Linked DNA regions of Mus musculus: regions 1, 2, 3, 4, 6 and 7 are each linked to region 5. A link is a loop called in an ENCODE intact Hi-C map of the cell type or tissue named here. Cell type or tissue: heart. All regions are shown on one strand. Each heading gives the region's core, and the rest is flanking DNA. Links, peaks and the distances in the headings are about the cores only.

What was found. A loop is a pair of places that touch in the nucleus more often than their neighbours do. Peaks named below come from ENCODE experiments on the same cell type or tissue, not always from the same donor. Only the 100,000 strongest peaks of a DNase experiment are listed, where the experiment ranks them.
Region 1: it touches region 5 in a loop (2.0-fold over the local background); 4 of 42 quality-filtered maps call a loop at or near these places.
Region 2: a loop joins it to region 5, with 3 times the contacts of the local background. A loop is called at or near these places in 17 of 42 quality-filtered maps.
Region 3: it touches region 5 in a loop (5-fold over the local background); 17 of 42 quality-filtered maps call a loop at or near these places.
Region 4: it touches region 5 in a loop (2.0-fold over the local background); 6 of 42 quality-filtered maps call a loop at or near these places.
Region 6: a loop joins it to region 5, with 2.4 times the contacts of the local background. A loop is called at or near these places in 7 of 42 quality-filtered maps.
Region 7: a loop joins it to region 5, with 5 times the contacts of the local background. A loop is called at or near these places in 2 of 42 quality-filtered maps.

What each region holds. Positions count from the first base shown.
Region 1 is chr4:32,386,024-32,390,342 of GRCm38, forward strand. It overlaps a transcript of Bach2 not described here. Among named protein-coding and RNA genes, the nearest start is that of Bach2, 29 kb to the right of the region's middle. In heart, for the core only: no CTCF peak of the experiment used is centred there; DNase peaks (open chromatin) are centred at 498, 1,078 and 2,048; H3K27ac peaks cover 3,180 bases.
Region 2 is chr4:32,246,454-32,250,772 of GRCm38, forward strand. It overlaps a transcript of Bach2 not described here. Among named protein-coding and RNA genes, the nearest start is that of n-TGccc3, 18 kb to the left of the region's middle. In heart, for the core only: a CTCF peak has its summit at 2,018 (motif pointing left); DNase peaks (open chromatin) are centred at 2,008, 3,508 and 3,938; H3K4me3 peaks cover 1,177 bases; H3K27ac peaks cover 2,699 bases.
Region 3 is chr4:32,237,907-32,242,225 of GRCm38, forward strand. It overlaps a transcript of Bach2 not described here. Among named protein-coding and RNA genes, the nearest start is that of n-TGccc3, 9.8 kb to the left of the region's middle. In heart, for the core only: CTCF peaks have their summits at 733 and 2,038; DNase peaks (open chromatin) are centred at 725, 1,115, 1,585 and 2,075; H3K4me3 peaks cover 2,798 bases; H3K27ac peaks cover 3,037 bases.
Region 4 is chr4:32,430,227-32,434,545 of GRCm38, forward strand. The region is part of intron 1 of Bach2 (BTB and CNC homology, basic leucine zipper transcription factor 2); the gene reads left to right. Among named protein-coding and RNA genes, the nearest start is that of Bach2, 15 kb to the left of the region's middle. In heart, for the core only: no CTCF peak of the experiment used is centred there; no DNase peak of the experiment used is centred there; H3K4me3 peaks cover 554 bases; H3K27ac peaks cover 943 bases.
Region 5 is chr4:32,535,887-32,540,205 of GRCm38, forward strand. The region is part of intron 2 of Bach2 (BTB and CNC homology, basic leucine zipper transcription factor 2); the gene reads left to right. Among named protein-coding and RNA genes, the nearest start is that of Bach2os, 34 kb to the right of the region's middle. In heart, for the core only: CTCF peaks have their summits at 1,359 and 2,378 (motif pointing left); a DNase peak (open chromatin) is centred at 2,385; H3K27ac peaks cover 2,288 bases.
Region 6 is chr4:32,301,234-32,305,552 of GRCm38, forward strand. It overlaps a transcript of Bach2 not described here. Among named protein-coding and RNA genes, the nearest start is that of n-TGccc3, 73 kb to the left of the region's middle. RefSeq lists an enhancer at 670-4,177. In heart, for the core only: no CTCF peak of the experiment used is centred there; DNase peaks (open chromatin) are centred at 1,978 and 2,608; H3K4me3 peaks cover 1,645 bases; H3K27ac peaks cover 3,524 bases.
Region 7 is chr4:32,335,683-32,340,001 of GRCm38, forward strand. It overlaps a transcript of Bach2 not described here. Among named protein-coding and RNA genes, the nearest start is that of Bach2, 80 kb to the right of the region's middle. In heart, for the core only: no CTCF peak of the experiment used is centred there; DNase peaks (open chromatin) are centred at 1,199 and 2,099; H3K4me3 peaks cover 1,430 bases; H3K27ac peaks cover 3,454 bases.

The DNA of each region.
Region 1 (4,319 bases), core at 119-4,118, 150 kb before region 5:
AGAGAGAGAGAAGTTAGGAAGACCTCGAAGGGCACCCCAATGGGTACTTGAGGAAAGGGGCAAGTATGGCTGATATGTAAGCACACGTAATCTAATACTTCTGTCAGATTGGAAAACTCTGTTCAGGGGCCCTGGACAAGTCTATAGCATGCTGCCTTAGATGGGGAAATGGATGAAAAGTGGGTCCAGCTGATGTACATAACACCACACATACCATTCTCTTGCTGGCCGTACGAAGCAAGGCTACCCAGAAGAGAAGCATGGTTCTTTTCGTTGACTAGGTAGTATGTCTGAGACTTAGGTAATTTCTCTTATCATCCGCATCTTCTGTGCATTCATTCTTTCTGCTGCCGGATTCCCACTGCTGGGTGTCTCCCTTTACTTCGCATTAGCTAGTGCCGTCATCCAAACAAAACAAGCCTGGATGTGGTTGTGCACAGCATGGGCAAGGGCAGTGTCCTCTTAGCATGACCGCATTGGCGGGAGGGAGGAAGCTGTCTTTCCATGCTGGGTGGAGAGCGATCACTTTGCTTGGCCGGCATAGCAGTGATGAGATTGGGGTTTTTAGTTACGTGCCGAAGCAGCTGGCTCTTGTGCGTGTGCCCTTGACATTCCCATTGACCTCTTCCTGGAAGTCCCTTGTCTCTGCAGAGGAGCCAGTGCCACAAATGCTGTTTTCCAGTCACACTGGATATGACTGGAAACTTTATAAACTTTAGTTTACCTTTCAGAATGGCCATAAATTTGAAAGGTAGGCTCATATGTAAGAAAAAAAGAACTAAATTCCCCATAAAAAATGGGGCAGGTTTAAAGCCACATTCCGTTCTCCAGGAGCTCACGGGCCAATGCAGAAGTAATTGCTGAGACTCAGGCAGGCCTAGAGGTACAGGCAGAAGAACTCCTCCTGTACCTGTGGACCGTGGCTAAAAGGGGCGTGTCTGGGAAGGAGGAGAGGCCAGTGAAATGCCTGGTCAGTGTCCCCTGGGATGGCCTCTCAATCCACTCTACTGGCAGTCATGATCAACTGGAGAAAGTTCTTGCACTAGTGAGATGCGCAGGGACTAGCAGTTTCTGACCGGGAAGCACACTCGCTGTGTTTAATAAAAATCTTAGTTTCCGAGGCCTTTGGACTCCTTCCTGGAGAGGATGCTGCGTAGTGGGAGCTGTTGAAGCCCAGAACCTCCACAGTACAGCCAGCAGCTGAGCCTTGCCAAGGGCCCGGTTAGGCCAAAGTTGCCATCCCCCTGCCCCTTTCTTTTACTCTAATTATCTTCAGTAGCTTGAGTTGGTTAAATCACACCACATTCTTTCTGATTTTATTTTTACTGTAAATTATTTCGGAGCAAGCAAAGCCCGTCTCCCCAGACTCCCTGAAGCCATTGCCAGGAGTGGATTGCTGTTTCTGAAAGGAAGAGGGAAGTGTATTGTGTGGGGAGGGGTGGGGTGGGGGCTGTTGTGGTGGCCCTGTGTCTGCTGAGGTTTAACATCGAGCCCTATCCCTCTTTCCCACCTGCTGCCTGAGGCTTGCCCAGGGGAGAAGAGCTGTTGAAGGGAAAATGGCTTCCCTGACCTCCGAAGGAGGCTGAGGTGAACAAACTTTAGTCTTTTCCACCTCAGAAGTGAGGGCCACATCCTTCTGATGCCCGAAGCCACAAACCCCAGAGCCAGAAGCAGCCACTTACAGGATGGTATTTGCAAATCAGACATGGTTCCTGCTCTCTATTTGGAGCAATTTGGGTGGGTCTGGGCTGGAAAAGAGGGAAAGTGTGTTGCTTTTTTTAATCCAACAACTTATAACTGTGTCAACACATAAGACGGTCTGTCAAAGCTTTCCTCTGGTGTTGCTGCTGTGAATTAATTTTGAGAGTCACTTGTGAGCAGTAAACACTTTTGCAGCATGAACAACTCTGTACAGTAGGAGTTGTCAACAGCTTGCTGTCCCCCACCCCCACCCCCGTGAGGGGGGAGTGAGGCAGAGCAGCGGGCGCATACACACACACACACACACACACACACACACACACACACACACAGGAAGCTGGCTGAAATACAAGGAACAGAAAGTCACCGCCACTCCTGTTGCTTATCTTTCGGCGGTTTCCTTTCTTCTATTGACCACAAGAAATGGGAGGATTTGGAATGTGTGCAGCTGAGTCGGCCTGTGCCTCTGGGCATTTGGACACTTCTTGCTGTTTGAGAATTGGCTCTAGAACTTGTGGGCCACCTTGAGGTGTTTTTTTTTTTTTTGTCCCTAATTGATTAGAGAGCCACCACATGGAGCAAGATACAAAGACACATACTGTGTCCAATACTGATTTGAAAGAGAGCCTATGGGTTTTTTACATTTTGTGGCAGTAGCCTTGCGTATTCTGCTGAGCTTCATCCACACAGTTAAAACAGTCTCTCTCTTGACTTAACACCTGATGGAGCTCTGTGTGTACCTATAGGTAGCTCTGTGTTTCTGTTTGTTTAGGGATCTCCATTTTCTCTCTACTCTGTCTGCCATCTAGATATTGGGGTGACTAGCCAAACCAGACCAGCACTTTCTCTCCAGCATGCTCTGTGACACATAGCAGCTCCCAAAGCATTCTACGACACGCCAGTGATGAGCATCCGTGACTCTGACCCTCATTTTGAGATCTGTACAGAGCTGTCCGTTCCTTTCACATCTACAAAAAAGAAAAACAAAAAACTTAAATATACCATCCTCCGTCTAGAAGCTACGGTAGGTGTGTTAGCCGGCCCAGCTGCAGAGGCGTGGGTTTCCTGTGTTTATGTTAAACCTGCTGGATACAGTCACCCTCCTGTTTTGTTCCTAAAGTCCCTTTCTTCATGCTTTACATTTCCTCAGTTGCCTGACGTGCATTATAGACATGTTAAACCTGTTTGTAGCTCACAGACCACACAGCAGAGGCTAGAGACTGCCTCCTCACCTGGTACAGTGCTTTCACTGGGCACACATCATACTCCAGAAACAGGGGAGACCTATAGGTCCCGAGGGGACACAGGGGGTAAATGGATTGGGTCTTCTTCAGCATCATTTATTTCCAGGAGCCCTCAGGGAAGACCCCAAACACTCACTGGTGACATGGGTCATATGTGCCAGATATGATCTTGTGACTCTGGGACATGACAGGATTGGGCTCTCTGAGGGCAGTAAGGACTGAGTGCATCCCGAGGCAGGGGCAGGGACTGGCTGCACAGGCTCCTGCTCTCAAGCCAGCACACGACATCTTGCTCTTACTTTGTCAAACGATGTTGGCAGGGATCCAGTTTGCTACGCAGTGGAAGAGTAGACCTTTCCTCTTTCCTAAGAGATGGGCATGTGGAGAGGAGTGGTCTTCTGAGGCAAACGTCCCATCCTCCTCTCAGTCTGGGCTGTGCTCGGTTCACTCCATTCCTGACTGTAGAAGAGAGAAAGAGGTGGAAACGTGTTAGAGCCCTCAACGAGTTAACTGAGAGTGTTTTCAAGTAAGAATCATCATGAAATGTATGGAACATAAAAGGCAAATGCAAAATACTTAAATGACAGGTGGCATCATCTGAAAAGGACGTGGGGGCTGATCCCAGCGCCGCGATCCCACACAGCTGCATTAATTTGCCTAATCACTGGATTGCTGTACCCAGTGTCTATAAATAAACACACAAACTAATCTTTTGATTATCCTCCTTTTTTGGGGGGAACATTTAATTTTCCTTGCTTCCCCTCCCCCACCCCATCTTCGTGTCTTTTCATTGTGATTAAACTGAATTTCTAAATCTCGAGTTAATACAGCTTCTCCTATAGCTATTAACATTAGACAGGCGACAAGCAAAAAGAACAAAAAAAAAATCAGTTCACAGAGAAACACAGGTGGCCACTAGCTGTATAAAGGGGGTATTCAGCTCTGTGATCATTGATAGGGAATTTGAGGTGGAAAAAAATCAATTAGTTGTTATTTTCAAGTATCACATAATCACACAGATTAAAATTATTGGGAAAGCTTTAGCAACTGCAAAAGTGTGAGAAACCCCATGCAAAATGAGATGCGTGTGCATGGCCTGGCTTCTCAAACCCCCAAATGCTGGTGGTCTGTACTCACCACCAAGGACAGATGCTTAAAGGCAGGCTACGAAGTGCTTGCGTCTTTAGAGACAGCGTCTCCTCAAGTGCTCAGGCATAGTGCAGGGCAGGAAGGAGGACCTGAGTCCAGTTTGTTGTTGCCAGGCTCCCTGGTGTTCTTACTGCTGGTCCCCAAATCACATTGACCCCTGGGATTAAACTGTGGTCCTGTGTGTAGACAGATGCTTAGGAATCTTGCTCCCCCAAGACTGTCAGT
Region 2 (4,319 bases), core at 168-4,167, 290 kb before region 5:
CATCTATCCAAAAGACAAACTTGAAAAAAAAAAAAAAACAATTTCTCTGGGAACCTGAATTGAATGTGTATCTCCAGGCAGCCTCGTGATTCACTTTCTAATAACTGTGTTCCTCGGATCTGACCTAGTAAGCATTTAAGCATCTGAAAGTAAAAGTGATAACACAGGAGAGCCAAAGATAAAGAGGTGGAACATGGATCCTGTTTCTCCATCCTCAGATTTTAACTCTGTTCTTCACACTCCGGCCTCTTGATGGCTGAAGAATTTGCTATTTGAGGTTTTTTGGTGAGAGAAGAGGATAAAAATTGTAAGCAATGATTCCTCTAATCCTGGGAGCACTCTACCCTGGGAGCACTCTACACTAGAGGAAGAATGGCATTCACGACCAATTCCATTAGCGTTCCTAATTGGGAATGTTAGCAAGCAGTGACAGAGAAAGTAGTGACCTTTGTCCCCATTCGAGGCAGTTTCAGGAAGAGATTATCTTGCCAGATTAGCATGTTGCAACTTTGAGCTGGAGATCTGAATGGGTTTGAAGGACTCTGCTTGGCAAGTGTCCCAGTTACCTGGGGTTTGTGAGGGTCACGGCTGTGTGCTTACTCAGCGCCACTCTGCCTGGACTGGACAGCAAATTGACACTTCAGTCAAGAGGCATTCTTGGGGCTGGCTGAACCTTAAGTGCACGGGAAAGGCTCAGTTTGGGAAATAATAGAGCGTATGAATGTACTGTGGCTCATTTCTTTTTAGCAATGAGTTCAAAATTTGGAGATAGCTAAATGCGGAGATACTTAGTGTGTCAGTGTTGGAGGTTTTAAGTGATTAAAAAAATCAGGCAGATGAGTGCATGAAGATTTCTATGCAAACAATGATGAGCTTAAATTAAAGCTGCTGATTTAGTGGGAGAATTACTCACATTGATTTGTAGAATATCTATATGGGTTCAAGATTCCATATTATGCAAATGAATAAACCCTGAAGAGTCAAACTGAAGGGAAAAAAAGAGAAATTATCTGTGAAAGATATTATTACCATTCAGTGAGAGGAAAATGTAGACACATTTCAAATTAACCCTTCCTTCGCACACATTCCATGGGATGACGAGCGTTGGGGACAGCAGTCCTTATCAGAATTGTAAGGAAGCTAGGCAGGCATGTTGCCATCAGTTCCCAGAATCCTCTTGCAGCCACTTCCAGGTTACACTCTGTTGCCTTTGGCCACCTGGTGTGATAGCCAGTTCCTGCCCTTCTGACCTCAAGCCAGTATCAGAAAGGGATTGTATAAATAGCGTTTTAGGAGGAAATTGGTTGCTCAGCATACCCAGTGCACTACTTCGGTGAGATGTCAGCATTTGAGCGAGAGACAGGCAAAGAAGTATGCAAGAGAGGAAGCCTGGAATGTTCCACTGTGGTGATCAGCTGATGGTCTCTGTGCCATGGTGAGTGAGGGGGTCTCGTCAGGAGCTCAGCACCGGCAGGAAGTGGAGACAGGCTGATCAGAGGACACAACCACAGTAAAATGAAGATGTAAAACATGGCTGATTTGCCACGATCTGTTATTCTGGGAGCTTCACCTGTGAGACGCTGGATTTGAATTCTTCTGCCTGTCACAGGTGTGTCATGTGACATTTAAACTCATCTTCAAGGGGGAAACAACGTGGCCAAGGGTTTGGGATTTTTGTCAGTTAATGGCAAACATCCTCTGAAATTATCCTTGAATTCATGAATATTATGGTGAGGGGAGGCCGTGCACCCAACTTCTTCCACCATCCTCTTCACTCCCCTCCCCCCAGTTTCATTGATAAAAATGGACTGAGGAAATTATTTCAGAATTGGTTTGACCTCTTCTGTTAGCACAGTGGTGCTCTCTGGACATGAAGAGAGGCTGACTGGTTAAGGGAGCAGTGCTTGTTTTAGATAAAGCCCTTGCCTGGTAAACAACTCCTGGGGGATGAAGTCAGAGTTGCTTGCTACCCCTCCAGCAACCATGCTATGTTGAGTTGGTGGCGCCATCTAGTGCCAGCCTCTGGAACTGTGCTGGACTCGGTCTTTCTCATCCGTGATATAGGGTGTGGAGAGGCTTTTCTGCCCAAGGGTAGTTCAGTGGAGAGTGCGCTCTAGTTCCTGAGGGTAAATATACCTCCATCGTCCCTTCCCCGACTCCACAGCTCTCAGAACCCTTTCCTTCTCTTCCTTTTTTCAACTCTTCCTGAGTCCTTCTCCTCCCCCTTCTTCCTGCTCTCTCTCCTCCTTACCTCAACCTCTTCTCCCTAGTCACCAGCTCTTCTCTTCTCTTCTTTGTTCTCCTCCTCCCTTCATCCTCTTCCTCCTGGGACTAAAATTGAGAATAACTATCAATACTTTTCTTTTCCCTTTGTGCGGAAGTCTCGTAGTAGACTTGGTCCTTCATTCTCTGCTAATTAGACATTTTCCCAGACTCGGTTGGTTGGGGGTGGGGCTGGGGGCTGTCTTCATTCTTCTTGGAGCCGTTGTTGCAGTAGTATTTCCCACTTGTAAGTTATACAACCTCCAGTGCACACTTTTAAGCTGGAGTGGTCTGTGGTCTGTCCTGAGATGCCCCCTGATGGGCACATTGCACTTGGCTTTGAGGAAATGCGTTCTGAGTTCCAGACCTTCCACGTGGACTTTGGGATTCTGTGTTAAATGAGAGAGCAGAACTGAAGGCACGTGGGTCAGAGTCTGGCATGAGATGGTCCTGTACAAGCCGCCAATGGGGCCTGAGTTCGTGTCTGAGTTTCAGTCTCCCTCATTCAACACTTCAATTCCCACATATGTTAAACACCTCCTATGTGGCTTTGAATGCAAGTCTCTTCCGAAAAACAGGAACTGTGCTTCGGTTACCGGTTCTTGTGGTCGATAGGGCAGCTATTTTGATTTGTCAGAGGAGAGGAAAAGCAGTTAAATCTAGTTAAAATTAAAGCCAGTTAAAATTAACTGGCTCAGGAGATTTGAATGCAGCTGTTCCACACATTGAAACACGGAGAGTGAGTTGTTTTTTTTTTAAATTTTTTTATTACCACTCCTGATTATTACTGGTCATTACTTATTTTTGAGCCAGGGTGTAGATTATCTGCATGTTTTGTTCTAACAGAGGAAAGTAATAAGTGGGCGGCGGTGGTGTGTGTGTGTGTCTGTGTCTCTGTGTGTGTGTGTCTCTGTGTGTGTGTGTCTGTGTGTGTGTGTGTCTGTGTATGTGTGTCTGTGTGTGTGTGTGTCTGTGTGTGTGTGTCTGTGTGTGTGTGTGTGTGTCTGTGTGTGTGTGTCTGTGTCTCTGTATCTGTGTGTGTGTCTCTGTGTCTGTGTGTGTGTGTGTGTCTGTGTGTGTGTGTGCGCGCGCACGCGCGTGCGCGTGCATGCGTGCAGAGATTCTTGTGTGTCCCGGTTTTGTTGCACCCTGCATTGTACATGCCACAGTGCTGCGCAGTCAGCAGTCCCCTTGCTGACTCATGTGCCGGGGCTGTGGGGCTCCCTTGGCTGCTCTGCCTGCGGTGCTTAGGACCAGCATGGCCTGGGGAGGGTGGGAGGTCGGCTGTCATTGGGTCTGTGATCACTGTGAACTGGCTGGGTTCTTCTTCCCTCTGTCTCCCCAGCACAGCCTCTGGCTGGTAGGAAAAGCAGGCACATGTCTGCCTCTACAGGGACAGCATAGGGCACAACCTCATTTCTGGAAGAATTGGCTTTCACTTTATTGTTTTGGGAATCTTCAAACCCAGACAAATGGGTAAGGAGAGATTCTGCTGTTAACGACTTAGCACCCCCTCAAGGACTTTTTAAAACTTGAAGTGGACTTCCTTGGCATTACAGACACTTGGCCCATTTCTCCCTCTGTGGGCAGCAGAAACAGGAGGCAGGGCCAGTAAGGGGGTGTGACTAGCAAGTGAAGTCGTCCCCTGGTGACCACAGCCTTTGTTTATATCTGTTGCTGGCTATTGATGTGAAAACAAAAACAAAGCGCCTAGCCTGGGGTCAGGAAGATGCTGTCACCTGACTTAGCTGACTCCCTCTGCCTGTTTTGTTTACATAGCTCCGGTTTGGGTTTTTCGTCAGAAAGTGTGAAATGCTGTTTTTTCTGAGGTCGCTACATAAACTTCCTTTTGTGGACGGGAGTTGATCAGATCATCCTAGACTCCCAGACGATGATGCAAAGCTGCTGAGCTGGCGCAGGGAAAGCTGAGCAGGGGCTGAGACAGAGCCTCTTGCTAGCCTGGAGAAGCTTTCTCCAGGAAAGGAGGGCTCTCTGACCAGTAATAAAGAGAAAGCCACAGTGACTGTAGCATATGCTGACGGACGGTCTTGGTTTCT
Region 3 (4,319 bases), core at 226-4,225, 300 kb before region 5:
TGTACCTTCAACCTAAGTCCTAATTACTTTCTTTAAATTTTCAACTACCTGACACCAAGCCTATGGTGGCTTAAAGGGGCAACAGCAACCTGACAGCATTCAGAGGGGCAAGCAAGTGACAGCTGTGGAAACTCAGTGGAAGTTGAGGTTAAGGAGATGGAAAGAAACTCTAAGATCTTTTAGACTGGGAAATATATAGCTCTTGGTGGCTGGAGGTCCCCCTCCATTGGGTAGGCCTTTAAAGAACTCTTCTTGGGTAGGGAGCTGCTCTTCTCAAGGCCCACTTCCCATAAAAGGGGGCCTGATTCAGCTTTCCAGGGTTCATGGCTCATCTTGTCCAGCTCCTTCAGGGAAGCTGTAGTCGGCCGCGGAATGTCAGGTTCCAGGTCGGCTTTCCCTTTGATGAAGTGCCCATGGCTCTGGCGACCTCCCCACGTGCCACACTGGCCTTCGCAGCTCTCCCAACCCCACTAGCCCCACAAGCCCTGACTTTCAAGGCCCGGGCAAAGAGAGGCGGAGCTAGGAAGTCATCCGGGCGGGGAAGACAGGGCTCTTCGGGCCGCGCGGCCCGCACAAAGCCTGGAGCCCGGCGTCCGCGGCGGCGAGAGGCGCGCCCCCTCCCCGAGCCAGCCGGCGAAGCGCGCGCCCGCCAGCCGGAGCCGGAGCCCCGAGAGCGCCATTCGCCGAGAAGCTTACGCCAGTCACCCGGCGTACCGCGCCCCAGCGGCCGGGGAGGTGCGCTGCCCCGCTCCCGTAAAGTTATTGTGAATGGGGAGCGGGTGACGTCAGCGCCGAATGTCAACAATGTAGCGATTGAGAGTGTGGGCGTTCCGGGAGAGCGCGAGCCGCGCGGCGCAGCCAGCAGCCCCGCCGCCGCCGCCTCAGCAGCCAGCCCCGCGGCCGCGCACCGGGCTGCGGTCGCCCCTGCGCCCCGCTTCGCCCGCCGCCCCTCCCTCGCGGCCCGCGTCCCCCCTCTCCCCCGTCGCCCCCGCCGCGCGCGCCGCTCCCCTCCCCCTTCCCGGACTCGGGGGGCTGCGAGCGAGCGAGCTGCCATGTGATGCGCATCCCCTCCGCCTGCTCTCAGTGACCCCAGGACCGCCCACCACGCCGGCGGCCGGGAGGGGGCTGCGGGCTGGGAAGACGCGGGCAGGACCGGCGCAGGGGGACGAAAGTTCCCGGGAAGGTGAGTGCCCGACCGGGCCGCGGGGCCGAGGCGACGCAGCGGGGCAAGTTTGCACGGGGAGCGGGCGAGCGGGGCAGCGGGCGGCGTGGGGCCGCGGCGGGCAGCGAGTCCGGAGGGCGAACGGCCGCTCCCCGCCCACGGCCGCCTTATGGCATTTTCTAGGAACGGGAAAGGGGTGGGAGCCGAGCGGAGGACGCGGCGGCGGGGCGCGCTCTCCCGCCTGCCTGTTTACGGCGGGCGAGGCGGCATTGTATTTTGCTCGCGTCGCCGGGTGTTTTGGAACAGCAGGGGGAGGAGGAGCCGAGGGTAATAAGTCAGTCGTGGGGCGGGAGGGCGGGTGGGGAGAGCAGCGCCGCCGGAGCCGCAGCAGCTGTCAGACCCATGGCCCTGCCTCCGGCCCCAGCCCGCGCTCCGGCCATTCCGGGTGGCCTGGTCCCTCCCTGCCCACCGCACCCCCGCGCGCGGCCGTTCCGCGAAGACCGCGGCTCTGTGGCCCTGCGGCTCTGTGGCTGTGCGCTCAGCTGTCAGCCGCCGCAGGGTGGCTCGGATGACCGCGCCGGGCGCTAGAAAGAGGCAGCCCCGGTCCTCGGGCGCAGACGTGCCCAGGGGAGCTCAGGGCTTCCAAGAGGGGACACCTTGTAACCGCCTTCTCCCCAAGGCCCTAGAACACACATCCACACCTGTGTGCAAGTCTCTCAATCCCCAGGGCTCCACCCAAGAGTCGAGTTTAAGGAAGGGACAACTCGCTGCACCTCCCCGCACCGCGGCCCTCGCAGTTCACCCACCCACCGGGTGTTCAGGAGCGAGCGGCACCGAGAGGGCGGCGGGCGGCGCTCATGGACTACCCCAGGTGCCCGCGAGAGAGGACTTGATTCAGCATCTGGGCTGGGCGAGGATTTGCGGAACTTAGAGGAAGCCCGCAGGGCGGCGCGTGTCTGAAGAGCCGCACATCCCAGGCCCCCGGGGTCGTGGGCACATTGAATCTCCCCAGCCTCCTCTTGTATTCATGCAAGTTTGGCAACTTGGGCGAAGTTCCTGCCAGGCTGTGGTCCGGGTGGTTTTGTGTGTGACCCAACAAGATGCTCCTCGCATTCCGCGGGTCCAGCCACTGCTGTCGCTGCCTCCTGGAACGAGAGGGGCTGGAGCGTCCCACCCCAGAGACCCAACTGCGACTTGCAGCGGGCTTGTGGGCGGCCAGGCGACGCGTTCCTGGATTTTCACCTTCGCTGTCTAGTGTCATAGTCTCTCACTCTGTTAATTTCATCTGCTGAGTGTATTTAACTAAAAAGGGTAATTACTTTAGATAAAAATGCTTCCTAGCCTAGTGGGAACCTTGGCGGAGATACTGCCTAATGAGATCTTTTTTTTTCTTTTTTCTTTTTGCTTTTGTCTGTTTAAGAGTAAAATTAGAGATGTTAACTCTGATAACGGTTTTCTCAGATCATTAAAATGTATCATGTAGGAAATTGTGCCGCTAAAGCTCAGGCTGACTAGAAAAGCTAAGCTTGAACTGCCTTATGCCCCTCCTCTTGAAGAGATGGCTATTTCTGCAAGGCAGCGGGCGACTTGCTTAAAATGTGAGGTCATCCCATCCTGAGCCTCTAACAGCTTGCCAGTGGTCGGCCCTTTTCATTCTTGCAGGTAATAAACGTGGTGGAAAAAAAAAAGACATCTTGTTAGAATTAGTCTTGCCAATTCACAGTGTTGCAGCCAAACTGTTCCAGTGAACGTTCTGTCAGTGTCTCTATTGTAATTCAGTTTTCCAGGCGCTTATAATCACCACAAAACTTTGTATGGCTTCTCCTGTTCTGTACTTTAAAACTATTGATCACCCACTTTGGCACTAATTGCTATGTTTGAAACCCAAAGTCATTCAAATGAAGGTGGGTAGGGTCCAGAAACGAGATCTGCCACCATAAAATAGTTTGGTTAATATTTACATTTTGTATTTTAAAGGGCTTCAGGTTTGCCACATGGTAATCTAAATGTTTGAATAAATTCTTTGACTATCAAGGGGGTTGGAATGTCAGTTCGTACAGATCTGTTTTCCTCCTCAGGTGTATGATGTCTAAGTGTCCTAGCTAGATTGTAAGCACCCCTGGTAGGTAGTTCTTAGTGCTTTGTGTGTTGTGTGTCAGAATCTGCCACCGAGCAAGAGTGAGGCAGAAAGAGTCGGAGGGAATCAAATAGCCCCTAATTTACTTTCAGTGCTACCGGTGTCTGGGAGGCTGCCTGGGAGGCTGCGGTGTATTCTCTTTCCATTGAATTATGCCCTTTGACTCAGAATCTTCAGGCAATTCCCTTCCAGCCACTCACCTCTGGCTGCTGTGTGAGGGGCTTAATTATTTGCAAACTGCCTTGAAATCCCAGGATGAAAGGCACCGAATAAGTGCAAAGTATTGTTATTCAGATATGGAATTTAATGATCCATTACAGTTCATCAGGAAAATGCACTTTGCCGTGATGGGAGGAAATGTTTCCACCTGATGGAGGGTAATAATAAGTGCTTAAAAGTAGGTTCAGATTACAGATGAGACAATTAACTCGAGCCATGTGCTCTTCAATTTGTTGCAATTCATTTTGTGATCAAAGTGAGTTACAGGGTGCCAGATGGTCAGGTTCACGTTCAAATCTCTCTCAAGCCAGCCCTGCACTTCTGTGCCCATGGTCAGCCCAGCCAATGGGATGCAGTAATTCATTAGTGACTGGGAACTCTATTCCTCTGAATCTGTGATGCAGCCTCCTTCGATGCCAACAGAAGGGCCCAGGCCAATCAGTTTTGCTGGGAGCAGTTTGATTTCACTTGGATTAGCTCTTGCTTAGCATCTCTGGTATGGATCCAGTCTTAACAAGGAAGAAAGAGACCCTTGGTCTCTCAAGCGACACTGCTCTTGGTTTTAAACCTCCATCGGATTTCAGAGACTTAGTTTCTGGTTTGCTTCAAAGGCTGGCCTGACTGTTGAATGAGTGAGCCAGTGCTTAGGTAAATTAGCACCTTGCTGATTCTCTGGGGGCACGGGGGGGGGGGGCGGGATGTAGGATCATGGGATGGAGTGAAGAACAGCCTCCGAGGCCAGGACCGGGCATCTGCACACTGCTCTGCCCTCTCTTGCTCAGATAGCACACACCTGCTTTA
Region 4 (4,319 bases), core at 175-4,174, 110 kb before region 5:
ACATCTGCGTAAAAGCTTCACACGGTGTCCATGTGAAGCCTGAGCTCACTGAGCGCTTACTCATCAGCCGTGGGAAGTCAGCCTCGCCTGCACTGGCATGTCCCCGTTTCCATCGCATTTCACTTGTGTGCTCCACAACATCAGTAGGGGAATTGTATGTGTGTCTTGGTGTTTACTACAAAGTTACTACGTGACGTTTTTCCCCTGGCTTCTCCATGACAGCCTGCTACCCGAACTACAGCTCTGAGCTCCTGTGAGCTGAACCCTGGTGAAAGAGCTTTGACAGCATCTAAAATGTTTGGAGCCTCCCTCCATTCTGAAGAGCCTCCTTTGTTCCAACTGCCCTACCAGTGTTGTTGTTGTTGTTGTTGTTGTTGTTGTTGTTCTTCTTCTTCTTCTTCTTCTTCTTCTTCCTCCTCCTCCTCCTCCTCCTCCTCCTCTTCCTCCTCCTCCTTCTTCTTCTTGCGTCCAAATTGGAAAGGGAGCAGGGGGCTCTCCTAAGGAGGAACGGGTCTGTGGAGGATTGCGAGCACTCATTCAGAAGCTATTCTTAGTTCCCAGAACTATAACGAGGCTGGGCTTTTTGTCCTGCTGAAGCTCCATTAAGGAACGATCCCTCTACCTGCCACCTGATTCTGTTTTCCCCAAGGACGCCTGGTGTTTTCTTCCCTCATATTCTGAATGGACTGGCTTCTGAGTCAGGCGCATCTTGCAAGGCAGTGAGTCCTGTTGCCGTGATGGCTCACCTACTCCTCAGCTGTCCTCTGAAGTCTGCATTAGCAGCGCTTGCTGCAGACCTGGATTCATCGTCAGAAGTCAGCCTGTCCACGGCAGCAACTTACCCACATTGTCACGCCAGTGTTGGCAGCTGACCACTGCTGCCTTGCACTGCTGTGTTCCTGGGCTCCCACTGCTGCAGATGAGAAAAAGAATGCAAACAACAGAGTCCCCCACCAGAGCCCATAGCCATGTTCCAGAGGACAGTGAAGTCATTGTTCAGAGGTGACCTAAGGACGAAAGCATTTAAACAATAAGCCCTCTTGTGAGATGTGGTGAACTATGCACTGCAGACATTGTGAAGTCCTCTGTCTCGGGGAAGGCAGTTTCTGCACGGGTTTCAATACCTTCTTGACAGCCATTTAGGAGAGGAAAGTCACTTGTCTCACAATAGCATCCAAGCAGTTTCTGTCCTAAGGAACGCTAAAGTGTGTTCCTTTATATAAAATACACACTGTAATTTATAGAAATCACAGTGCTCCATTGAATTGCAGTCCCCTCCCCCTCCCCTCCTTACCTGAAGTAGAAACTCCATCTGTTTGGTAAAAGCCTTCTTTCTTTGAATTTTCTTTTTATATTTTGTGTGTGTGTGTGTGTGTGTGTGTGTTGTGCACACACATGCACATGTCACTGAACACGTATAGCGAGGTCAGAAGACAACTTGCAGGAGTCAGTTGTGTCCTTCTCCTGTATGTCATGGGGATTGAACTCACATTGTTAGGGCTGCTACCAGGCCCCATATTGAGCAGCTCGCCCACCCCTCTTCATTCTTTGAATAATATTTATTTCTTCCAAATGAAAAAAGGGATCCCTTCGGTTGCTTAGATTCCTAATGAGGCTCTGAGGCTTGATAATAATCCTCGGAACACCTTGTCACTGTTGAAGCATGGGAAAAGAGGAGCCCTGCTTTGAATTTAGTTTCGTTTGGATTCATTTAATTTAATATTTTTTGGTTTTGTTTTTGCATTGAGCCTTTAAGGGAGGCTTGGTATATAGACATATACCCTTGTTAGCTCACACCAGTATCTCTGGCAGAACCCTGGAATTGTTTCCGTTTTGATGTTGAATATATGACTTTCCGTGATGGTGGAGGGCGCGGTGCATATGTTGACTGGCCAGAGGTGTTCTGTCACGATATAAATGTAGGATTAAACTATTAAAATTGCCAATTTGATGTGTTTGCAGATCACTGTATACAGCACCATTGCAGAATCCTCCTAATTGAAGAAATGTTTCATCTCTATCTCTGTTGACAGGAAGGATCGCCTCCTGATAATTGCTTTGCTTAAGTGTCTGATAATATGCCAGGAGTGAGCGCATTCTGTGTTAGGTCATCTTTAATTATGCATGTACCACCTGTCAGCTCTAAATCAGGATCAGATCAGATCCTTGCAGAGTCACTTTGGGGAGGGTCGGAGAGAAGCCAAGGTGATCTCTTTGAGAAACAACAGAAATAGCAGTAAACATTTCTCATCACCTGAAAGCGCCTCGGGGGCATGGCTCATGAGGCACCAGCCACTGGCACATCTGAGAAAATCCGAAATCTCACCCAAGCAAGATAAATTACCTCGGAGACAAATTACGGAGAGCTTGGAAGTGCCCCCTCCCTCCCTCCCTCCCTCCCGCCCGCCATCTGTGGCACTTCCTTTTTATTCTTTCTCATCCTTGTAAAGGAGCCAGGGAGAAGCTCAGACACATTTTTATAAGCTACGTGAGGACAGGAAATATGATAATGATGTTAGATTTCATACATTTGGGGGATTTTTTTTTCAGTAGTTAGTTGGCTTTTTTTAGAAGGACAAATGTGGGTTGGAAGAAATGCTTGCTACCCTCTGTCAGCTTTTAGTAGTTTTAGTCTCACTTTTCAGGGCTGTTTGGGACTTTCTGGAGGGATGTTTAGGGTTCTTTACCGAAAGTTCTGTTCCCTCCACTAAGAGGTGTTTTTCTCTGTTCACCTGTCAGAGGCTTAAAGGCAGAGTGAACACACGTTCACTCTTTCATATAACAGGTGGGCTTGACTGACTGCAGAGGGGCAGGCAGAGAAGGGGCAGGCGGAGAAGGGGCAGGCGCAGGGAAATGACTGAACATGCTTTATCCCATTGTGCAGCTCTCAGAACACAAAGGGGAGGCTCCAAGCCTGACGTTCTCCAAGCTGGGGGGGTGGGGGGAACGCTCCTGAGATGGCTTTGCCTTTGACCCACTTTTGGAAAATCCTGAATTTCTCTATGTCAGATCCAGCTGAATAGAGGGACAGGACCGCCATAAAAGTGGACCTCCAGCCCCACAGAGCATTGGGTTATGACTCTGAATCCCTCTTCACCACCATCCAGTGCCTAAGGTGACGTTTACTGCAGTGGGCATGCATCCAGGTAGCACAGAGTAGGTCTGACACTCACTCTCCGGTCCAGCGTTTGTCACTTAGTGTGCAATTGCACAAGTAAAAGTTACACAGGACTGTCAGCTCCACACAGCGCAGACTTCTCTCAGAAGTGACTGCAACGTGCCCATGCCCGACAGAAGAAGATCCCAAAGTTAAGTCCAGGAGAACCGAGAGAACGAACCAACAAGTAAAAGCAGTGCCACCATATTTTCTCATCCCCGCTCGTCTTTGCCAAACCCTTTCCATCTGCCTGGGAAGATTGTGTGCTCTCTCCACCTGCCTGACTCCTATTTTGAATGTTATCTCCTCTAAGAAGCATCTTTAAATTTATTCTTTTATAATTTTATACATGTATATAGTGTTCTTTGCTCAACTGCCCTCCCTCCCCAGTTAACCCTCTCTTAATGCCTTCTCCCATCACCAAATCCCTTCTTCTCCTCAGGCCCCCCTCCTGCTTTCATGCTTTTGTGTGCGTGTAAGACGCACTGCATTTAATTAGAGGTGAACATGAGTGAGGTCATTTGCTTGCACAAGAGCAGTGTGCCAGGCTCATTCACAGAGGAATATGATTGCCATCTCTCTGTATCCTTTAGCTTATTACATCTCCTTTGAGAGTGGCGAGGCCTTATGAGCCTCTCTCGGATCCATGATGGAGAACTAACTGGTGGGCCCAGCTCTACGAGGGCAGCCACTGCTGCTTTGAGTCCATAGGTGCGATGGCCATGTCCTGTCCCCTAGACAACACCTATAGTACTCTTGGCATCTTCCAACTCTTACTTTCTTTCTGCTTCCTCTTTCTTGGCATTCTCTGGGCTTCAGAGGGATTGATACACATCTCCCACTTAGCTGAACATTCAACAATCACTCGTTCTCAGCACATTGACCAGTGATGGGTCCCTGCGTTAACTGTCACCCATGTGAATAGAAGCTTCTCTGAACAAGGCTTAGAGCAACGCTAATCTGTGGATGTAAACATAAATGTTGGGAGTTCAGTTTGAACAGCCAGGTGTGGTGACACACGCCTTTAATCCCAGCACTCGGGAGGCAGAGGCAGGCATATTTCTGAGTTCGAGGCTAGCCTGGTCTACAAAGTGAGTTCCAGGACTGCCAGGGCTATACAGAGAAATCCTGTCTCGAAAAACAAAAACAAAAACAAACAAAC
Region 5 (4,319 bases), core at 253-4,252:
ACGGCATCCCCTGTAGCTCATGGTCCCCAGGAACCACACAGAAGGCATCGTGAACCTAAACTAGGAATGTAGTTTTATATAAGGAATGATGTGAGAAAAAAAATAAAAGAAGTTGAAGAGCAGTTTACAATGGTAAGAGAAAACACCTGAAATTGGAATAAATCATCTCCACGTTTCTTTCATTTCACCCACAAATGCCTCTCTTCAATTCAGGTCACTTACTGGAGACCTTGCTTTTTTGGGTAACTAAACTTAGACAAACCTACTTCTGTCAGGGTCCCCCAAAAGACACCTGACACCTCAGGAATGTGACAGTAATCATTGTGTTATGCAGGGCCACACACACCCCAGAGCTGCCTGTGTCCTTGGTCCCTAAAGCCAATGCAGGTGGCACCCTACATGGCTAGGGGTCTGCTATGACAAGAGCATCCTGAGATGGGAGACCACCCTGGCTGACCTACTGGATTCAGTACACCTCCCTTGGAGAGGGAGGCATGAGACAGAAAGCCCAGTGTGGAGGTCAAATTCTACACAGCGGCTGGTGGAAAACGCTTCCGGGGCACAGACTGCCCCAGGAGAGCTGCCTCTCCCCTGCCTTCTTCTCAACCCTGGCGATGGCTGCCTTCAACATATCATCTCACTGTGCTAGTTCGCCTAAATTCTGCTCATCTGTATAATGTTTTCGTTTAAGAACGGGTTCATGACACATGGCTTTAATCTTATCACCTGGGCGGCAGAAGCAAGTGGGTCTCCCTGAGTCTGAGGTCAGCCTGGTTTACCCAGCATCCCACAGCAGCGGAGCTAAACAGTAAGACCCTGTCTCAGGAGTTTTGAGAGAGGGAAGAGGGGGATCCTCGAGTTCCATGGGAGCTTTTGCTTCATTTGTTTGTGCGGCTCCTGTGTCCGACAGTCCCTGGAGCACAGAATGAGTGACTGACCTTAACGGCTGGTCCTTCAAGAAATCTGTAGGCTACAGGACTGCACCCTGTCTTCCATCACCTGCCTGCCTTGGCTGTTTGAGAATCTCTGTATATTTCCTGTTGTAGCCACTACATGGTAAAAATAGCCCACATGGTTTCCAGCTGGAACTCATTTCCGTAAGTGCTGTGTCCAGGTTGTGACTCTGGTTAACTAGGAGCAGTGGGGAGTTGCGTTAGCCATCCAAGGTCTTGAACTGGCTGGTAGGTTGTTCTTACGACTGCCAACTCTTCCTCCTCCTGGCCTCCCTGTGTTCTTCCAGTGCTGCCTGTGTTCCAACCACAGTGGGAGCTCTCCTGGACTTCCGTAACTGGTTTGTCCCTGCCTAGGCTGGTCCCCAAATGCAGTCAGTGTGATCTCCCTAATGCTCGCCTGCATGGCACACTGCAGTGCCTCCCCATGGCCTGCCAACCTCTTTTGTGGTTGAGAATGGCCTTTCCAGTCTTGGGTCTGCTCCCTCCTCTCCAGCGTCATAGTTCCTCCTCCCCTGCTGCCGGAGTCCTGCCCCACAAGCCCTGTGCCCTAGTCTCTCCTGTGCCATTGCACATTGCTTTCTGCCAGCTCCAGCAGCCTATGAACCACTCCCTCGGGGTTAGATACCCTTCCACCAGCAGCTTTCTATTCTTACTACATCCTACCTGTTATTAGCTTGTAAGATCTGCTGACTTGTCCTGTCTCGTTAGTCCAGATCCTCACTAGCGAGGTACTCTTTCTTCATTTTTTTGGTGTGTGTGTGTGTGTGTGTGTGTGTGTGTGTGTGTGTGTGTGCGCGCGCACGCACATGTGCGCATATCTCCCTCTCTCCCGGCCCCTACACACACACACACACACACACACACACACACACACACTGCCCCGCCCCACCCCACCCCTACAATGGAACCACAGAAGATGGCTGGAATGAATTTGTTAAAGGAAGTGATTTGTACTCTACTTTGTAAAGTTATTTGTCACCCACATTGTCCCTGTAGGGGACACATAGCCTTTCCTGGGTGAGTGACACCTCAGCCTATGAACCTAATCCATACATATCTTCCTTTGGCACTTTCGCTCCAGAATCACTGTACCTTGTGGTGACAATGAGCCAGGAGAACTACAGAGTGTCTGTCTGTCTTAAGGGGTTACTTGTTGGTCAAGTTGGCAACTCATAAAATCCTCTTCCAGTACAATCCAGTCACCATTAAAAACCAGCCTCCAGTAACCAGCTAAGAAAAAATATCCTCTAGGTGATGGACAAACAACAGGCTCAGAGTCCCTTCCCCACCCCCAGGAAAGCACAGTTTGAATTTTACATGTTTGTTTGAGGCAGTTTGCCTCTCCAACCTCACCCTCTGACTTTTCCTTGTGACCCAGATATAGGAATATCTTGTGTTCTCTTGCTCCCTCTCCTGGCCTGGCCTGCCTTTAGCAAGAAGAGCACGCTCTTAGAATTGGCACCGACTGGGTGGTGGGGGTCTGAGCAGCTGAACAAAGCCACCAGCCAGCTCAGCACGGTTTATTAGAAGATCCACGGGAAACCAGCAACAAAGTCTTTTCTTCATATTTGCAGTGCAGCCTGACTGAGTGAGGAGGGGCGGTGCTGGCACTGGGAAGACATGAGCCTGGCATCCTTTCTAAGGGATGAAATGCTTCCCAGAAAAAAAAAAAGGGGGGGGGGGAGGCATTGCCCAAAAAAGCACTAGATAACTACCCTTTTTACAATGTCTCCCTGAGGACATAGAGAACCATGTATGCTGGTTACTCATTATCCAGTCTAGTGCAGTAATAACCCCTCTGATAGTCTACTCCTAACATGCACCAGACAAAGTCCTGTAACAGCTGGCCTATGTCATGGTGAGGAGCAGGACTATGCACCTTTCCCACCCAAAGATGGAATGTGAATGCTCTTCAGAGCCTGGCCACGTTGTGCATCCTTTCAGGCACACGGGCCTGAGACAGGACACAGGGCTTTCCCTGGTGATGGAGGGACAGCATTATAGCCCGCACTCTTCATGAGGAGAGCCAGGACATCACTGGTCTTCCGAAGGCTGACCCTGCTCCCTTTTTTATTGATCACATGGCTTCTTCTTAGGCGCTTCATAATCCTGCCAGTTCACCGTGTGTTGCTTTCCAAAATATCTTGCCTGCTAACCATACCGTCTTTCCTACTTTCCTTTCCTTTCTCATGCTGACCTAGGATGGCTTGACCAAATCTAAAGTTTTCCAACTTAGCAGACTGAGAACAGGACAGTTCAGTTTACAGAGTTCACTCTCCGCGCCTTCACTTTCCCACGAGCTCGCAGGCTGCTGCCCTCTGAGCTGCAGCTCTGGCAGAGTGTGTCCTATCTCAGCACCCATCTGCTCTGCTCTGTGGTGTCGTGCGCAGTGCCTGGCTTTCCCAAGGTGCCAAGCCCTTTGTGTTCTGTTGCCTCTTTCGAGACAGAAGGAAGACACTCATTCCGGGTGTTTATGGAAGGTCTTTTCCTAGAAAGCCACGAGGTTGTTCTTGTGTCTTTACTGAGGTCAGGGTCCCTGTGTGCGCAGAGCGGTGACTGATTTGTGTTAGTTCTGTGCCCTCTCATTACGCAGCCTGCTTCTGTTTCAGCTTAATATGTTAGAGAACACACTCACGCTCTTCCTCTCATCTATTGTCCCAGGAACTTTAACAATGGTGTGGGCGAACATTGAGACACCTGTTTCATGTGCCGTTTGCACAGTCTAAGTTCCTCCACGATAGAATTTTTTTTTTTTGCTTTCAAGTTTACGTTATGACCCAGAATAATGAATGTTCAAGTAATATTTTGTGCTGGTTAATTAGTAACATCTTATTTATAAAAGTTACCTAATTTATTCAGAATTCATGCAGAAAAAATACAAAGTGAGCATTTCTTTATGATCTAGTGGTTTCAGTCCAGTAGAGTAGTATTTGATTTGATAGGAAAATGTGACCTTTTGCTGATGTTATCGTCCTCTGAAATTTACAGAATCGTCTTCACCGTGCATATGTTTAGTAAACTTCTAGTATAGTCCATGCAGGAGGCACATCAAAACTTTAAGTTGAAGAACTCATTATCTAGAGAGAGATTGTGGAATATTCACATGATATGAAAGAACACTGGAAAACAGCTCTTACATGGTGGTCTGCTAGTAGTGTCTGTTGCCCAGGTCAAAAAAGGAAGGCACCAATTGAATTGGCACCTCCTTTATAGAGATTTCTCCTGGCTCCTTCATTCTCTGCCAATGGACACCCCACTCTGTCCTCCACAGTTTCCATAGGTACCATTGTCGTAGGGCTGTTGGAGAGGTCAGGTCCAAGTGCACCTAAGTACTTAGTACAGCGTCAGTAAATGCTAGAAGTCAAA
Region 6 (4,319 bases), core at 200-4,199, 230 kb before region 5:
ACAAATAACCACATCCCTATTGGACATTTCCCTTTCTTTCATCTCTCTAAGTGACAAGTCTTTTTTCCCCCTGATTTATTTCTAGAAATATCCTTTGGTTGACTCTTTCAGGCCACCCTATTTTTCCTGTCCTGGCCCTAAGCTATAACCTTTTCCTCATTCTTGGCATTGACTGTGCAAGCAGCTTAAATCCATTTCCCAGACTCAGCCTCCCTCTCCTACACTTGGATCTTGTGCTATTGCTTATGAGAAAACATCTGTACATCCTTTGACCTATACTGTGTATAAAATCTGTATCTCTGCTGCCCAGCAGTCACCACTATCCACAGGTAGCCAAAGTCCTGGAATTAAGACTAGTGCACATTGGTAGATGCTATATGTGAACAGTCCATATTATTTCAAGAGCCAGTGTAAAATGTAAAATATCTCATTAATAATTTGTATATTAAGACAGAGCATATTAAAATAATATATGCATACTGTTGTACTATAATATATATTACTTATAATATATATTTTATATATATTTGGGCTAATCATCTGGGTTATTTCCTAAAGCTTTCTAAATTACAAGTTCTCTTTGGCATCATTCTCTAAAACCTGCAAAAACAGAATCTTAATGGCTCTGTTAGCTAATGCAGCGTATATTGTGATTACGAAAGTATGGATCCACAAAGGCAGTGGGCTTAAGAAGTTTGCATAGTTAGTGGCCTTCCTGGCACCCTTGTTAGACTGAATAAACAGAACTCCCTGACAGATCCTCTCCAGTCTACCATGTGGGACAATCTGACATTCTGGTGAGTCACTTTCTAATGATAGTCTTTCTTTCGTTTTTTCGTATGTAAGAAACCAGCGTTTTAAATAAGATGTGGCAAATATTAATCCCTAATTAATGATCTCTTAATGCAGCAAAATGAATTGCAATTTCTACAGAAACAAGGAGACAATTTTTATGTATATCAGATACCCCAATATGCAGTTAAAAGAGTATAGAGTGCTTCAAATCCTGTGAAGGCGAAGCTCTAGGAAAATCCTATCAGTTCCAACAGCATGTACCATTTCTGCATGCTGTTAAAGTGCAGGCCTGGGGAAGCAGCTATGTTGGCAGAGTACTTATCTAGCATGAACAAAGCCCTAGGTTTGATCCGCAGCACCACATCACCCAGCATAACACACATAACACATTTGTAATCCCGGCATCAGGGGTTCAGGCAAGAGGAGGGAGATTATTTTTGCTGTGTGCTTTCACCCCTGGAAAATGCAGAAGGAAGAAGGCATTCTTCGGTCAGTCATCAGTTGCCTGAAAATGGCTGCGAGCTCCTGTTCCAGAGTGCCTGCCTCATCTGTCTCCCTGTTTCGTGTCTTGAAGTGGAAAGAACCATCAGAAAATTAAACAATAGCAGTCGAATACCTAGGAGCAGGAGGGATTGATTCCTGAAGTGAGTCAGGGGTGTGTCATCCTGTGTGACACTGACACCAAGCTAATTGAATGTTGAGACAAACATGCGTTTGCCTGTGTGTGTGTGTGTGTGTGTGCGAGCGAGTGCGCACTCACACATGTGTGAGTTAAAGCCTTCCTGTCAGTATGTGAAGTGACTGTGAAGGGCACCACAGCAAACTCTGGTTCTATCAAGAATGTACCTATTTTTAACATGCTGGATCAAGTGTCTGCAGTCATAGGGGATGAGGAAGGAGTAGAGAATGTGTGTGTGTGGGGGGGGGGAGACTGACTTGAGGAGATTCTGTAAAGGACCCTCTGGCGTGTTTACAGTTCAGCTGTGCATTCTTAATGGCTCCACTGCTGCCAGGTCAGGTAACATTTTCTTTGCATGTGATGAATGGCAGAGAATTCTCTTGCAAGGGAACCAAGGAGCTGGGAGGGGGGAAAGGGGAGGACAGGGATAAGAAACACACAGCTCCAGAGGGGTACAGCCCTTGCTTTGCAGTTGCCTGTGTGGATAGAAACCAGATGGCATGCTGGAACACCCGCTTGGCTATCTGAGGAGCCAAACATATGGCTAATGGTGGGGAGAGCGAGCCTCAGAGCCAGAGCTTTGCTGATGTTTCATATTACAGATTGTTACAGTGTGTCATTACATGGCAAACCTAAGTGCTTAATACCCACTGCAGGCGCTGGCCATACACTTACAAGAAGGACTGTTAACTCTTTGCTGGCTCTGAATGGAGGAGTGACATCATCGGGAGACTGAAAATGTCTGGTGTGGAGGAGAATTTTGTAGTGGAAACAATATTGTTTTAAAACGTGAGAAGCCATCACTCCACTGAATTCAGCTGTGCTCTGAGAACCTTTTTGTACGAGACTTTATTTCCCCTTCTCTTCCTATTTCTCTTTCTTTCTAACACACACACACACACACACACACACACACACACACACACACACACACACACTGAGGTTGGGGGGGGTGCTAAAATCAAAATCCAGGCTGCGACACCACTCTGGTGGGTCAGACAGCATGATCACCTGGAAGCCACATAGCTGCACTCAGAGGTCGCACATTTGAAGTTTCTGTTTGGGAAGCTCTGGGCAACAGCAGGTCTGTGTTATCTGAGGAGCTGCTGAGCCCATTCATCTGCTTTTCACAGCCCGCTTCCTTTTATTTTTAGCCAGATCCGTCAGGCCTGACAGGCGGGTAATTCGAGCCAGAGGAAGGGCAGCGCTCCAAGTCCTTTCCACAAAGCAATTCTTCTCCTCCCTCCTGGGAGGGCTCCAGACTTGGCCTGCTTCGGGCAGATGGATTTGTTGAGTCATGTGAGAGAGAGCATTTACACAAAAACACAGTGAGGCAGTGGAAATGAGACAGAAAGAAGGAAGGAGAGAAAAAAAGAAAGAAAGAAAGAAAGAGAGAGAGAGAGAGAGAGAGAGAGAGAGAAAGAAAGAAAGAAAGAAAGAAAGATAGATAGATAGATAGATAGATAGATAGATAGATAGATAGATAGATAGATAGATAGATAGAGTAGAGCAGCCAAAGCAGAAAGGAGGGTGAGTGAGCCAGGGAAGCTTGTGGCCTGCAGCGTGCAGCCTAGTGCAGGAATTCTGCAGCAGTCAGTGCCCGAGGAATGCCATAGAGGCTCTTGTATATAAGGTAATGTCTAGTTTACTGCATGGGTGGAACCCGGCTAGACGCTTCCTCTTTTTAGCAGAGGAAAGCAGTACTGGGAAACTTATATGTATGTATATATATATTTTTTACAAGCAGCACTCAGTAACAAAGACCACACTGTGACAGTGTTGGTTCCAGTAGCGGTAACTGACCAATGGGCTGCTTTAGAGAAAAAAATGAGTTTGCTTTGTGATGTAATACAAGTTTGCTTTGTCTGGACGCCAGCAAGACTGAGGACACAGAGGAGGGGGAAGAGGAAAATTGGACCAGGACTTTTGGTTAATGGTTTCCAGAGATCATTGAGAGAAGTTGAGTGGAGGGGGGAAAGTGGATAATGTGGAGAGTTGCTGTGAGGTATACCGTAATTACGGTAGGTAAAACAGAGCTTTTCCTATGGCTTCCGTGCTCAAGCTGATGTGAACGGTTTTGAAACGCTGAGGAAGGCATTGTTTCCCCCCACCCTGCCAGCACCCCCACCATGGCACTAGTTTCTCCTTTAGCATTTGGACAGTGAGAAGAACCAGATTCTACATTATGGGAAGCAGCATTAACTTCATGGATCGGTTTTGCTTACTCTTGGTACCACAGGCCTTTAAAACAGTCCGTGGAAACGGTCCCCGCTGCTCATTCATAAAGTTTGAATTAGTTTATATACAATAGTGCAGGAATTCTCCCGGTTTTGCAGAATGAAAGTCTGCCTAAGAGAAAAACGACCAAGTTATCTAAGTGTGCGATCCGTCCAATGGAAGAAAGCACACAGTGCAGAGATCAGGAAATACATGGACACTGAAATGGAAATGGAGAGACGAGGGAGTGACTTCATAGACAGCATCCCCGCAACCTTGCATTTATTCTGAACTCCACTAGTGCAGCCTTCCCCGCCCCCTTCTCAGCCTCCCTAGAATGTAGGTCAACTTCACCATGGCTCCTCATATTTTGTTAGCATTTTAAAAGTTGGAACATTTTGCCGATGTTTTGAGACGGAAATGTATTTAAGTTGCCTGGGTGGTTTCAGTAATTCTGGAACGGAGCTCTCACATTCCTGCTGTTGCTAGTCACCAGTGAACTGGAGTAGTCAGCATGCAGAAACAGCTTCAACTAGAACAAGCACAGCGCTCACAGTGTTGCTGATCAGACGCTCTGACGCTCACACCCCTCCACGTCCCTTCACGCTGCTCCGGTGATTCCGCTGCG
Region 7 (4,319 bases), core at 259-4,258, 200 kb before region 5:
TGAAAATGTTTTATTTCCTTTTTTGACCAAATAACAGAGAACAGGGGTGTGTGCGGGTGTGTGCGCATGTGTGTGCAGGTTCACGCGTGTGCCACGGCGCCATGGCAAACAGGATAGACCGGAACCCCACTCATGTATCCCTCAGATGCTGTTGACCCGATCTATTTTCACTGTGACAGATTCTTCCTGTCAGAACAGAAGGTGCTTTCCACAGACAGACTCTATTGTCGGTACATTTGCCTCTTAAGTTTCTCTGTGTCTCTCAGGTGGCCACACCCAAGCCTTCAGACGGCGGTGCTCACCACGGACTTGAGCTGTTATTTAAGGGGACCTTAGCTCTCCTCCAATTGTGTTTTTTTTTCCCTCCAGAAGGATTAATGATTTTTGTTTGTTTGTTTGTTTACAGGACCATGTTCTTAATGTAGAGGAAGGCCAGCTATATGTATGAAACAGACTCAAGTTAAAAACAATGTAATTGTACCTATTGCTTTGATTTCACACTTAGTAACCACGCCCACCCCATGCCCCTTCAGTCAGCTGGTCCTTAACGGGGACAGTGTGTATCTGAGAACTCCATCCCAGCTCTAACACCAAAGTCTCTAGACGTTCCCTTAACCCAGCCTCCCTAAAGTACTAATAGAGACACCGTGTACATTGAGCACTTAACCCTTGAACCTTGTAAGTGAGAGCACTTGATAAGGTCGCCACTGCAGCAGGTATTAGCCACTGCCGTAGGAATGGACAGAGAACTTGGCTAGGTCATGACTCTAAAAATCTAGCTTCTATGTTTCATAATGAGCAAACTGGGACTGCACATTTGCCCTCCTGCCTGTTTTGTGACACCTTACAAGGGACTATTAATTTCTGTCATTCTTGCTATCTCTTAAGTTTCTAGTAAGAACACTGCCTCTAAATAGTAATTTCTAACCTTTTATGAGCATTATGGTAAAATCAAGCAAAAGCTGCAAAGTATATTTGAGAGTAAGTTCAGAAGTTAGAGTAGATGTTCTCTCGGAGGATCACTAAGACTTGGAGCACCTGGAGAAGGCTGCAGACGGAAGCCCTGGATGGTTATAGCTCCAGAGCTACATGTATGCTGGAGCTGAGCTCAGTTTGTGTCTACTTTACTTTCTATTCTAGGGGCTGGGGCAGCCAGGAGTGCAGTGATAAATAAAGCTGTTAGCTAATGTGTCAGCACGGAGGTGGGTGGGGTAGCCCTCTTCCTTTCTGCTTTAAATACAGCAGGGGAGCAATTTCTCAGGATATTTTTTTGCCAAAAAGAAAAAGAAAAGAAAAGCCATTACTATAGTGTTATTTTAAGGGTGGAGGGAAAGCTGCGTCACACAGGAATTTTCAAAGTTGGTTACCGGAGTGACAAAGAACCGAGTGTATTGATGAAGTTGTCATAATGTAATGTCCTGTCTGCAGTTTTTAAATTGAGCCCAACAGTACACAGAATCTTCAGTCTTTGCTTTCAGGAAGTTTATACTGCACGGCAGAAGATACTAAAGCTTGCAGACATAAAGGCCAGTGCATTGTAATAGTTTATAAACATGAATGGTCCTACTTCATGCCAGGTAATCAATCCATCAGCAGATAACCCTTCATTCAGGGATTTTGTTTTAATTTATTTAAAGAACTTCCTTCTTTTCTTTGCCATCAAAGTAGTATGCATTTACTTTAGAAAAAAAAACAGGAAAGTGAAATAAATGTAATAAAAGAAAAAAATCACATAATTTCACCACCAGAGAAAATTCTATGGTGTTAAAATTTTCAGCTCATTTAATGTGTCCTTTTAAATATACTCATGTATTTTATGCAATTGAGACCTATATGTGTAATTTTCCCATGTGCTTTCTTCATAGCCTGTTTTTGTGTTGAGAATTTTAGAGTCCCATTCTCATGGTTTTATATGCTGGAGTTGATGGCCAGCTTTCAGTCCCCTGCAACAGTCATTTACTGTACAGGACGTCAAAGACCATCCTGAGGGTGTGCGAACCCTCAGACCTGCTTCCGATACAGAGCTATTGTTCACCTAAAGTGGAAGCCCAGCCCGCTGCATATTTCCTCAGGCTGGGTGGCTGCACCGCTTTCTCTGCCCCCATTGACTTATCAGGCCCCGAGCACACACACACTTGTTTATCGCCGTCTTCCTGATACGGAGCCTTTGGACAACTGCCCAGCTGCATACCATTCATACCCGGACTTTCAGCTTCTGGTGACGACTCAGGTGCTTAACCCTTTCAGTCTCCACAGGAATCACTGTATAGGGCCCTAACCACAGATGGCCACTGGCTAATCACCTGCCTGCTTATGTTCATACACACAGATGAGTGGCTAACCAGTAACTGCAGTATACGAAAGCAGCTTAGAGAGGCTGCCATCCTCTCCACCCCCTTAGCCTTACCTCGTTTCAAGGTTCAGCTCTGTATCTCGCAGACCCTCAGCAGCCTTCCTTCCACGGAATGACAGAGACCATCCCTGGTCTCCTGAAGGGTGGGTGTGCCTTGGCTAGGACTTGAACAGAGGTCAGTTAGAAAGAAAGCCTCCACTTCACAAAGCTTCACCTGTTCATGTGCTCCCCCAGGTACACGCTCCTCTTACTGCTGCGTCTGTCCTTGGACCCGTCTGCGTGATGGGGAAGGTGAAGGGCGGTACAGGGCGGGATGGCAGAATCAGGTTGTATAGGAATCTTGGGTGAGGTTGAGCATCCTTGCTAGAATTCTGTTTCCTTGCCAAAGTCTGCCTTGTTTTCTTCAAAGCACAAACAACAGCCCCTTTACCTGGGAATCTAAAGAGGGAATTTGCACGTGCAAGGCCATAGCACGCTAGGACAGAGGAGCATCAAGGAAGGTAGAATGTTCTGCACATCTCTTCTATTTACAGAGTTCCCTCCAAGCAGGAGTTAATCGGGCTATCCTGCCGGCACTTTCTAAACTATTACCTTGTTCACTGTGAATACCGTGTCTGTGAGTCATGGCACTCAGCTTCATGTAACACATGGTGCGAGCTGCTTAGAACTTTAGGGAAGAGATATTGGCTCGGCCTATGCTGGTGAGGAATAAATTGACAGCCTTCACCGTGCGTCTGAGAAACACAGAGACGGCTTCAGCTGCCCTGTATGCATGGCTGAGGATGCTTACTCATTCCTCTTCAAACCACCCTGAGTTTAGTCTCTCATGAGCACCATTGCAACTCCCATGCGACGCCATAAAGCATGTGGCTGCTGGCTGCGGGCATGATGCAAGGGCTGGTGAGAGATCCAGCCAGCCCTTATTAACTAGCTCTGCCTATTAAATCTTGACAGTTAACAGAACTCAGTCAAACATCCTTGATTGCAGGCAGCTCCCAGAGCCCTAGAGCAGGTCTCCAGCAGTAATCGGGTGGTCTGTCCGAGTTGCCCATCATACAGCCCCTGTCTGGACTCACCTTCCGCATGCAGTGAGGCTTTCCCTGCAGGCAGTGAGGATGGGCAATGACCCGGAGTCCACTGTTTCTGTCAAGAGTAGTCGATTTTTGTTAAAACTTCTTCTTCTGTTGAGTGTACGCTTGAGGATCAGGGATCTGTACGTTACTAGGACTATCAGAAACGTCACAGATCATGCTTAACCTATTAGGTTCATAGTCAGCCACTTTGGGGATCGCAGAGTTGAGGCACCAAGTTCACTGAGTGACATTACAGAATTGTATAGCTATAAACATAAATGTCAACCTAAGCCATTCGATTTTTCTATAAATAATCTCACGTAAACGTCTGGGCTTGGACATCGGATGCTAGCACTGAGGGGGGTTAGGAAGGTCGTAAGTTCAAGGCCAGCTTGGGCTGCATAGCAAGGCCCCACTTTAATAAAATATAATGGGACAATGCAACAGGAGACGAAGGTTCATCTGAATGTGTACTTCGGGTGTGGTTACTGCTACGGGGAAGACAAGACGCCCGTGTGATGTGTATCATCTTTCCTGGTACGGGGTTAGGTACATGTTATATAGTGGCGGGGGCTTCTCAGACGGTGGCTTCTGAGATTGTGTGTGTCTGAATCTTAAAACTACAGTTAAATTTACAGTTAAATTTACCACTTTCACGATTTCAGTCTCATTTGTGCATGGAACCAGGAGCCCAGTGGGTGGTCAGTATCTTAGCCCCAACCAAAGACAAGACATGGTAAGAGAAAGAATCCTGAGTGATCAAACTGAAGGTGAGGCAGGTGGACTTGGAGAAGCAAGGAAGCCTTGACAGAGAAGCTGTCGTTGAGCTTTGCCTTCAAGAATATAGAGGGTCTTCCCAAGCAGAGATGAGAGAGGTGCATGTTAGAGAGGAG